Regions from separate parts of the Homo sapiens genome. Here region 1 is linked to region 2. Evidence: read pairs that join two places in POLR2A ChIA-PET (ENCODE). Cell type or tissue: GM12878. All regions are shown on one strand. Each heading gives the region's core, and the rest is flanking DNA. Links, peaks and the distances in the headings are about the cores only.

Region 1 (5,385 bases), core at 154-5,153, 470 kb before region 2:
GACGCATCAGTTCTAGCTCACCCTTGGCTATGACCGGCAGTGACATTTTAAACTCTCTGGGCCTTTGTTTTCTCAACATAAAATAAGGGGTTAGATCAGAGATGACCTGGAAGAACACTTTCCACTTTCAAATTCTTCATAAGGGCCTTATAATGAGCAACATGTAAGAAGGACTTGGAAAAAGTGAGGTGGGCTCCAGCATAAAAATGAAAAACATTATATAAAAATTGCCGGCGAGGTGCGGTGGCTCATACCTGTAATCCCAGCACTTTGGGAGGCCAAGGCAGGTGGAACACTTGATGTCAGGAGTTCAAGACCAGCCTGGCCAACATGGGGAAACCTTGTCTCTACTAAAAATACAAAAATTAGCCAGGTGTGGTGGTGGGCACCTGTAATCTCAGCTACCTTGGGAGGCTGAGGCAGGAGAATTGCTTGAACCCAGGAGGCAGAGGTTGCATTGAGCCAAGATTGTGCCACTGCACTCCAGCCTGGGTGACAGTGCGAGACTCCATCTCAAAAAAAAAAAAATGCCAATTATTGAAGCCAAGGAAATATATACTGGTACAGGAGAAAAAAGATATCTATATCTATATCTATATCTATATCTATATCTATATTTATATATACAAACACATAATCATATACATATATAAATTGCTACTCTCTTAATAAAAAAATTATGAACCAATAATTGTACACATAAGCAAAGGAGTTCTGTATTTGCATAGTATCATGAAAGTTACACAGGGAATAATTATTCAATCATTTGCACTGAAAATCTGAGAAACAGTAATACTTGAAATATTGAGCAATCATAGACTTGTAATTTCCTGAATATGCAATTCTAATAAACAAAGGGGAAGGCAGCATTCACTACATGCTTTAGAAGAGCCTAAAATTAATTACTTGGTTACTGTTTGCCAAAAGCCCACAACAGGAAAACATAATATTCTTTATAATACAAAGTAGGCTGTGATGAGGCTACTTATAGGGAGGTATTCATAAGCTCAAGAGAACACAGAGGAGGGGTGACGGGAACCATGAGAAGAGAAATCACTCTAATTGTTTAGGATTCATTTTGAAAAATAAGGAGAAGCCTCTGAATGACCTCTGTGGCACAGGAAACAGTTTGTGCTTTTGGAAGAAATCCAGTAGATGTCAGAGCTTAAAGAAGTTTGGAGATCATCTAGTCTTATCTTTCCATCTTAGAGATAAAGAAATGAAGGCCAGAAAGGGTATCTAGTTTGCCCTGTGCTAAGTATTTGGCAGAGTTAAACTAGAAATAGTCTTCTAACTCCCAATCCAGCTTGCTTTTCCTTACTGCCTCCCTTTTCTCTGTGTAGGTCCAAAACAAATCCTTTCCTCACGGATTTATGGCAATGGTCCTCCTGGGATGAATAGAATATACTGTTACTTCTCCCTCCCTGAGAAGTTCTTCCCAACCCATAAAGTTTTTCCCAAGCTGACTAATGCTTTGCTTGGTCAGAATTGTTTTTGAGCCATCGTTCTAAATATCATCTCCCAGCTGAGTGATCTGAGACTCAAACTATTCATACCCACTGACATTACTGTGTTACTCCCGGGACTGCAAGAGCCAGCCTGGCCTGTGTGATGGAGGTTAGTGACTCACTGACCAAGTATCGTACAAGGGAATATGATCTCTCAGAAGGGCTCTAGGTTTTGATGTTAGGTGGCATATAAATCTCTCTGTATCTCAGTTTTCTTGTCTGTTACCTAGGGACAAATATTTATTTAAATTTTCTAAGACTGCAGACATAAAAAATAATTGTTAATGGTTTTAATCTGATTTCATAGACACAACTTTGATTCTTCAAGCAGGAAGCAGATCTTAAAAATTATCTAGTTTATTTCCTCTTTTCACCAGAGAGGGGAAAAAAAGATAAGAAAGATTTTGATTTGTTCAACATTACCCAGCTGGATGGTTTTAGAGTTGGAAAAACTGAGCCTTTTGACAAGCAGTTCACTGCTTTTGGCTCTATGCCCTGCCCCATTGCTCACCCTATTCAGAGTTCTTTATAAATGGGACTATCTAGAATTTGTAAAATAATATACTCATATCGAGTCTTGGTGAGATCCAAGATAGTGGTCTCCTATGCTATCAAAACAGTTATCCATCTCCCCCCAAATTAATGTTGTTTTTTGTAAATTATGTGGTAAGCCATACCATATAATTTCAGATATAGAAACATATTGGGGGTCATCTCCTACAACCTAACAATTCTGAGATGGTCAAGCTGGGTCATGATGAACAAGGAAGTGAGGAAGAGGAGGAGCTCACTGTACTAAAATTGTGCTTTATAAAGCTGGAGCTTCACCAACACATAGAGGCAGTGCTAACTCCTCCTCTCCAAGTTCTCCTTCTACAAGGGAAGTTAGTAGACCCTCTCCTCTCCACTTCCACACGTAGCACTCAAACTTCAGGTTACTTTTTGGTGATTTGCTTCAGGCTCCTAATCACCTGACAATACCTGGATGAAAGTGACAGGTGTGGAGAAATAGACCCAAGGCCTCAAGGGTCTAACTCGCCACTGGCACTGGTCATTCGTTGGTACTTGCCTGAGGGCTGTTCCCCTCAAAATCACTCAGCTCTGATATTCTCTTGAAGTATAACTTCTACTTTACCAGCCTCTGCTGTGCTGTGCAGGAAAACAGCTTAAAATAACACAACTGGAAATGGATTCTGAAGGACCCAGAGGTTTGCAACTGGGGTGAGGGGAAGAAGGAAGCCAGGAAGAGAGCAGGACAGTTGCTAGCTGTCCATGGAGACTTTGGGAAGAGCAGGGTAGTATAGAGTGGAAGCGCCTTGGAGGAGACAGGAGGAATTACACTATTTCCCCATTGCTACATTGGGCTCAGAGACCAGCACTGCTTCTTAAACCACTCTCTGGACAAAACGATAACAACATTTCAAAATAAGAAAAGAAGGATTCTTCTCCAAGACAGGAGTCATTTCACAGGCCTGAAGCCAGACCACACTGAAGCTCCATCTGCAAAACTAATGGTTTTCCCTGACATTTTAAACAGCACAATTTAATGGCTCAGTGTTTCATTTGACATTTAAGAAGTTATCCATCTCCAAGAAGTTTATTGGCAAATCTTCTCCATTTCAGGAATTAGCAATATGATGTGCATATGAACACATCTACAAGAGGGGTCCAAAAAGCATCTTTGCAAAGGAAGCCCAGGACACGGTGAATGAATTGTTACTCATGCAGAGCAAGATCAGCCCCTTACCTCAGGCCCTGCCAGTGCACCTTCGTAAAGCACTTCCCCTTTCTGTTAACCAGCCTCCTCACAAGAAGAAAAATCATAGTCCCTGCTTTAGTAAACTGTTGTAGTTAAGAAGATGGAAAGAGAGAGGATTAAATGACTTGGTTCAGGCAGTGAAGAAGCAGGTATTCAGGAGCAAGACTGGCTGTGTTAGAATTGTGGCTACTCTGCTGCTTACAAGCTGTGTGACCTTGGGCACATTGCATAACCTCTCTTTGGCTTGGTTTTCTCGTTTCCAAAATGGGGATAACAATAGTACCTATCTCAATGAGTTGTTAAGATGATTAAATGAGTTAATATTTATAAAGTTCTTAGAACAAGCTGACAGAATAAGTGCTGTAAAAGTATTTGTTAGCAAATCATAAATAACATATGTGTATTAACTTTTTTCAGATCATTTGTGTACTCATTCTCACTATATGTGACTCAGGCTGAAGTCAATCAATGTATCGCATTTCTCCTGGCCCCGGTGATTGCTTTGTGGATGGCACCACGGTCTCAATCAGAGCCAACAGGATGATGTGAGTCTACTTCTGGGATTTCTGGGAAGGAGATATTGGTTCTTTTTTACTGGACTTAAATCTTAGAGGATACAGAGCCTAGAGCAGCTTGCAACCATCTTTTAACTATGAGGGAAGAACCTATCCGAGAATAGGAGAGTGGAACAGATCCATGACAGAGAAATCATGCTCTGTTGATGTTATTTGGGCTGTTGGACCGTGGGATGCCTGAAACCAAACCTTCTAGATTTCTCAATTACATAATTACTCCATTTACATTTTTCCTTTTCCTTAAATGAATGTCTGCTGGGCTTTTCTTGAGGTTGTTGTTTGTTTGTCTGTCTTTTAATCACTTGCAACTGAGAGACAACAAACTGGTGCAATTTACAACATGTCTCCAAGCCCGCAGTAAGTATTGTGGCCAAGGCAGAGGTATTGTTGCTGAGGCAGAGGCGATAAGATGGTCTCCGCACTCAGGGAGCATGGACCTTCCATCTTAGAAATACAAAAAAATTGTACCCTCATCAGCACTGAAAATATCAAGTTCTGGCTTTGTGATTTTTTTAAATCAGGTCAATTCACTTTTCCCAGTCTCAGTTTCCTCACCTGAAAACATGGAGACCGGACTAAGTAATCCTTATGAACTCTTTCAGCTTAAAATTTTATAACTGTGACTTAAATTAAGTTCTCCTTGGCTACCTTCAAGATTTCTCTGAAGCTCAGTTTTTCCATTAGCTACAAGGCCAAGGAGAATAATTTCAAAAGAACGATTTGTTTGTTTTCTGGTTATTGGACATTTTTAAGGGGAAAAGTGGAAAGGAGTGGAGTGGAGTCAACCTGGTGATGATTTCTATGAGTTTTTGTTTGTTTGTTTTGAGACGGAGTCTTGCTCTGTCACCCAGGCTGGGGTGCTGGGGTGCAATCTCAGCTCACTGCAACCTCTGCCTCCTGGGTTCAAGCGAGTCTCCTGTCTCAGCCTCCCGAGGAACTGGGAGTACAGACGCACTCGACCACATCAGGCTAATTTTTGTATTTTTAGCAGAGACAGGGTTTCACCATGTTGGCCAGGCTGGTGTCGAACTCCTGACCTCAGGTGATCTTCCCGTCTCGGCCTCCCAGAGTGCTACGATTATAGGCGTGAGCCACTGCGCCCGGCCAATTTCTATGAGTTTTTAACAGCTTGTCTTGTTTCACACATCACAATTGGAGTCCAGCACCTCCTTTCATGTAGAAAAGATGCAGATTAGGTTAAAAAATACTTAGGAAGCATTGCCAGTTCAGAAGTGAGCAGAACTTTATGGCAGTTCTCTGCAGTCAGCACAGAGAGCCGAATACAGAGAGGATCATCTAGCCATTATCCACTATGATAGCTGTTTCTCTTCCTCTTAGCCCAACATATTCCATACTATCCCAGAATGATTTCTGCTGCATGGAAGCATTTGTATAAATGGGGAGGAAAGGACAGGGAACTGTGATACTCAATGCAGAATGTCTTTACAGAATAAAAGATGTGATAAACCCTGTTACCTAGAGAGCAGTTAGCAATTGACCTTAGTTATTTAGAACATAATTAAAGATTGGAAGAAGAGGAAAT
Region 2 (5,385 bases), core at 104-5,103:
CTTAATTACCCCTTGCTTTTAATTATGTGAAATCTTTTAATATGTTTCCTTTTTTTTAAAAAAGTATTTATTTATATTTATATGTACTCAGACACACACACACCTACATAGAGAGCTTAAGAGATTAATCTATCGTGTCCTTAATAAATCAGGTAGACTATCTTTATAATATCTCTTACTTTTTAATGCATATTCTCATTTTTACTTTACTTGAGAGCCCAGAGAAGATGATGATTCCAATCTCTGAATGTAATAGTCATTGACCTAATGGAGGAAATCTTATCTTGCAAATTAGATAATTTTTCCTAAATTATGTACATTAAAATCAAGTATATTGTTATATTTGGAAGGCTAAGCATTGTCCAGAATAAATCAGGGAAACTCATTTACTTGTGAAAGTTTAAATAATGTATTTACCTTAAGATATTTTTGTCTTTACTGGTGAAAAGGATTTGGTATTGATTTAATTTCCTGTGCTCCTGATTGTATATATTTCAAGCATTTGTGGAAATAAGAGTTTGCAGTCAGTTAGATCAAATTGCATTAGTATATTTAAAATTGTATTTGATACATTGATGTAGAAGTTTTTAATCTTGCTTCATACTGGTTGTTCTGTTTTGTTGTTTTTAATTAGGAAAAGGCAAACTGTACCTACAAGCTAATCCAGCCTGCTTCTTGTTTTTATCTTTTCCTTTTTAATTTTTTTAGAGACAGGATCTCCCTCTGTCACCCAGGGTGGAGTACAGTGACTACAGTGATCATACCTCACTGTAGCTTTGAACTTCTGGGCATAAGGGATCCTCCCACCTCAGCCTCCTGAGTAGCTAGGATTAGAGGTACAAGCCACTGTGTCCAGTTACTTTTAGATTTTTAAACAGTTGAAAAAAACTCAAAAAGAAGAATATGTCATAACACCTAAACATTCTATGAAATTCAAATTTCATAGAATGCTAATATAGAAACATTTATTGGAACATAGCCATGCTCATTCATTTATGTATTTTTATGGTATTTTTTTAGCTACTTTTCTGCTGTAACAGCAGGGTTGAGTAGTTGTGACAACTGGTATGGCCCATAAAGCCTAATATATTAACTTTCTGGCCATTTACAAAAAATGTTTGCTAGCCCTTATTATAATTCATGAAAATACATGGAAGCCTTCAGCGGTACCTTCATTTAGTTAACTGCAGGTGGTATAGACAGCTTTGCTTTTTGAGCACCCCTGTAGCAACTTTCAAACTTTATATATTTCTTGTCCCAGCAAATCCTTATTAGCAAAATGGATTCTTGTATAAGTTAAAAAGATGTGGTGTGGTAAAAATTAATGTCACTCTTGTGGACTTAACATTCACGTTTTAAAACTGTTGCCAGCAATCTCAGGGATCTAAGAACAAGCAACTATTTGTAGTTTTGCTAAACCATGAATTTATGACTGGCGAAACTGGTATGGCAAAACATGTTCAATCACCTAATCTGATGTTCAGGATACAAAATAATTGCTTTTATGGTAACTCTTATACTATCAAAGATGGTTTTTATGGAGAAATTTATGTCATGGAATGGAATTTAAGAAAGCACACTGGATGTTACCACAAAGGTCAAGGGTTTTATAGCAGAGGGGAAAATCATTCCATTAATAAGCCACACATATCAGTATCAATTTGAAAGTGAGCATTCAGTCATTATCTATCAGAAATTGTCCAAAGGAGGAGAAACTGCTGCAGTTTTGTGATATTTCTTTTATCCTAAAATGAAAGTGCTACTCTAGACATCAGTTGAGACTTTTGAGCAAATCTGTTACGTTATTAAGCCAGTCTTCTCTGTCACTTAGAAACTAACCACCCTTTGTTGGTTTTTTGTCAGCAGTCAAATGAGACTATGTGTGACATAAATAATATATTTCTTGAACTGGCAAGGAGCACTCTACCTTATTATCTTAGGAAATGAGTTGTGTATATTTTTAACATTTTCATAATACTGGTGTCATTAAACCTAACTAGGCATATCTGAATATTTTAGTGTTCTGAGCTTATGTTTTATATTACCTAGATGGTTATTTTTTTCTTTCGAATTAAGTAGAAAGTACATAATCACCTAAAATTATGTTAGTACAGTAGTCTTACTGTCAAAATACACATTCCAGCCTGATTTTAACCTTTTCTTTGAGAGTCTCACTCTGCCACCCAGACTGGAGTGCAGTGGCACAATCTAGGCTCACTGCAACTTCTGCCTCCCAGGTTCAAGGGATTCTCCTGCCTCAGCCTCCCGAGTAGCTGGGATTATAGATGCGCACCACTACACCTAAATACATTTTTTTTGTATTTTTTAGTAGAGATGAGGTTTGGTTTCACCATGTTGGTCAGGCTGGTCTTGAACTCATGACCTCAGGTGATCCACCCACCTCGGCTTCCCAAAGTGCTGGGATTACAGGCATGAGCCACCACACCCGGCCTGATTTCAGCCTTTTACTCCATCATGTCCTTCTCTCTCTCTTTTTTTTTTTTTTTTTTTTTGAAACAGGGTTGTGCTTTGTCGCCCAGGCTGAAGTACAGTGGCACGATTATAGCTTATTGCTGCCTTGAATTCCTGGGCTCAAGTGATCCTCCCATCTCAGCCTCCCGAGTAGTTGGGACTACAGGTGCGCACCCCACCATGCCTGGCTGATATTTAAATTTTTTGTAGCAATGGCATCTCGCCATGTTGCTCAGGCTGGTCTCGAACTCCTGGACTCAAGGGATCCTCCCACCTTGGCCTCCTGAAGTGCTGGGATTATAGGTGTGAGCCACCGCACCCGGCCCCATTATCCCCTCCTGTACACGTGAAAAAATACCTTTATTTTGATCATCCAAGCAGTCATTCAGCACAGTGTTAACCTAGAAAAAAACAGCATTTGGGTATTTGTAGATCATGACTAAGGTACATCACCAAAGTGAGGTTTCTTCTCTTTTACACTTTCTGATTATAAGATTGCATGAGTTTGCCACCCTAAGTCTCCTCTCTTTGATGAGTATTTGACTATTTCTATATGTGGAATGTCACATAACCAGTGTTAGAAGTTTATAGAAAGGTATCTTCCACCCGTTGTTCTTTGCTTTTGAGTCAGCCTCAGTTTATAAGATAATGTTGCCTTTTACCCCTTACATATAAAGAAATGTGTCAAATTTTAAAAGGCAATAATAGTAAACTTTCATTTCTTTTGATTGTGCTAATGAGAGAGAGTGTATGTGGAGGGAAGGGGGGGGTGGGGGAGAAGAACCTGAGCCCTGGAAGTCACAGAACTAAGTTCAGATAACAGCTCTGTCACTTCCTGCTTGTAACCATGAACCTCTCTGAACATACTGTGTATATCAGCTCACAAAGTTGTTACAATTGATACTGTATGGAAAGTACCCAGCATAGTGTCTGCCATAGTAAATGCACCTTTAGGTTAGCTTTTTTTTTTTTTTTGGAGATGCAGTCTCGCTCTTGCTGCCCGGGCTGGAGTGCAATGGCGCCATCTCAGCTCACTGCATCCTCTACCTCCCGGGTTCAAGTGATTCTCCAGCCTCAGCCTCCCCAGTAGCTGGGATTCACAAGCGTGTGTCACTACACCTGGCTAATTTTTGTATTTTTAGTAGAGACGGGGTTTCACCATGTTGGCCAGGTCGAACCCCTAATCTCAGGTGATCCACCTGCCTCGGCCTCCCAAAGTGCTGGGATTATAGGTGTGAGCCACCGCGCCTGGCCTTATGGTAGCTATTTTTGTGTATCAGTACATTAAGGTGTCTCACTAATGTTCAATTAGAGTTCATGTCTATCTTTGCAAGAGGAGGAACAACACACAAGTGACTGATGTACCCCCAAACCTCATTTAAGATGTTTTTTGAACTTTTTCTGTGTTCTGTATACATTTCTAATAAAGCAGATGCTTAGTGAACTGATTTTTTTCCATTTGTCGTTTGCTGGAGGTTATAACTAGTAGCTCAAATAGGATACAGTTTACATAGGAGGAGAGGTTCATAGAGGGTCCTGTCTCTTCAATTAGCTTAGGTGACTTGTTTTTGAAAAATTAATAGGTATTAGTTATTCAAGATAAGAACTATATATAGGTAACTACTTATAGTTACTGTCTTTAAAGTGTGAAATGTGAAGACTGTGCCATTAAGTGGATTTTTTTCTTTTTTTTTCGAGACAGAGTCTCGCTCTGTCTCTAGGCTGGAGTGCAGTGGTGCAATCTCGGCTCACTGCAACCTCTGCCTCCTGGGTTCAAGCGATTCTCCTGCCTCAGCCTCCCTGGTAGCTGGGATTACAGGCGCCCACCACCACACCCAGCTAGGTTTTGTATTTTTAGTAGAGATGGGGTTTCACCATGTTGGCCAGGATGGTCTCGAACTCCTGACCTCGTGATCCACCCACCTCGGCCTCCCAAAGTGCTGGGATTATAAGTGTGAGCCATCGCACCCGGCCCATTAAGTGGATTTTTAATCTCACACGAGCTCAAGGCACAGCTGAAGACCTTTTAAATTCTGTGAAAGATAGTGGATATTCATAGCTAGTTTTTAATTCCAGACCCTTAATTTCTCTTATCTGTAAGTCAGCCTTGTTGACTTCTGTCTAACATTTAGCACCTTTACAAAATTATTCAAGTCAGTAAATATATATATAAAAAACCTATTTGGCTTTGTTTCAAGATTTGCTCATTTAACCTTTAATAATCCTCTTTAAAATGGGAATGATGATGTAACAGAAATCCCTGTAACTTACAAAGTACTATATGTAGACGAGGGGGAGGAATTCAACAACAATGCCTGTCATAAATCAGGCAGTGCATTGGGATACTTTTTGTGGGTTTTAATTAACCAGGTAGTTCACATCATTCAGCACTCAAATGTCATAAATCAGAATTAGATATTTTAAGAAAGCTAATTTTTGTACATAAGAAAAAATCTTATTAAAACATTTATTAAGATAGAAAAAGAGGGAAATATTAGTAACTCTGCTTTATAGATGAGGAGATTGAGAGACCAGAGTTTGAACCTACATAAAGTCATTATCAGTAAAGGGACTCAATTTAACAGTTTTTAATGGTATGCTATTTCCGCTAGATAATTAATGGTTTATTGTTGGAAAAATATTTGTATATTGTTTAATGATCTTGGAAATAGAGCCCATTATTTTAACCTGTTGAAAAAATATTTATAAGGCTGGGCTCGGAGGCTCATGCCTGTAATCCCATTGGGAGGCGGACGCAGGCGGATCAAGAGGTCAGGAGTTTGAGACCAGCCTGACCAACATGGCGAAACCCCGTCTCTACTAAAAATACAAAAATTAGCCGGGCTTGGTGGTGGGCACCTGTAATCCCAGGTACTCAGGAGGCTGAGGCAGGAGAATCTCTTGAACCCGGGA

Evidence for each region. ChIA-PET counts read pairs that join two places held together with the same protein. Peaks named below come from ENCODE experiments on the same cell type or tissue, not always from the same donor. Only the 100,000 strongest peaks of a DNase experiment are listed, where the experiment ranks them.
Region 1: POLR2A ChIA-PET joins it to region 2 with 9 read pairs; 4 of 35 experiments call an interaction of 5 or more read pairs at or near these places.

What each region holds. Positions count from the first base shown.
Region 1 is chr10:63,696,515-63,701,899 of GRCh38, reverse strand. LOC107984238 (a long non-coding RNA gene) reads left to right here and starts at 1,541. Exons shown (of 3, transcript XR_001747468.2): 1 at 1,541-1,617; 2 at 3,685-3,812. In GM12878, for the core only: no CTCF peak of the experiment used is centred there; no DNase peak of the experiment used is centred there.
Region 2 is chr10:63,223,843-63,229,227 of GRCh38, reverse strand. The region is part of intron 3 of JMJD1C (jumonji domain containing 1C); the gene reads left to right. Among named protein-coding and RNA genes, the nearest start is that of NRBF2, 93 kb to the right of the region's middle. In GM12878, for the core only: no CTCF peak of the experiment used is centred there; no DNase peak of the experiment used is centred there; H3K27ac peaks cover 2,198 bases.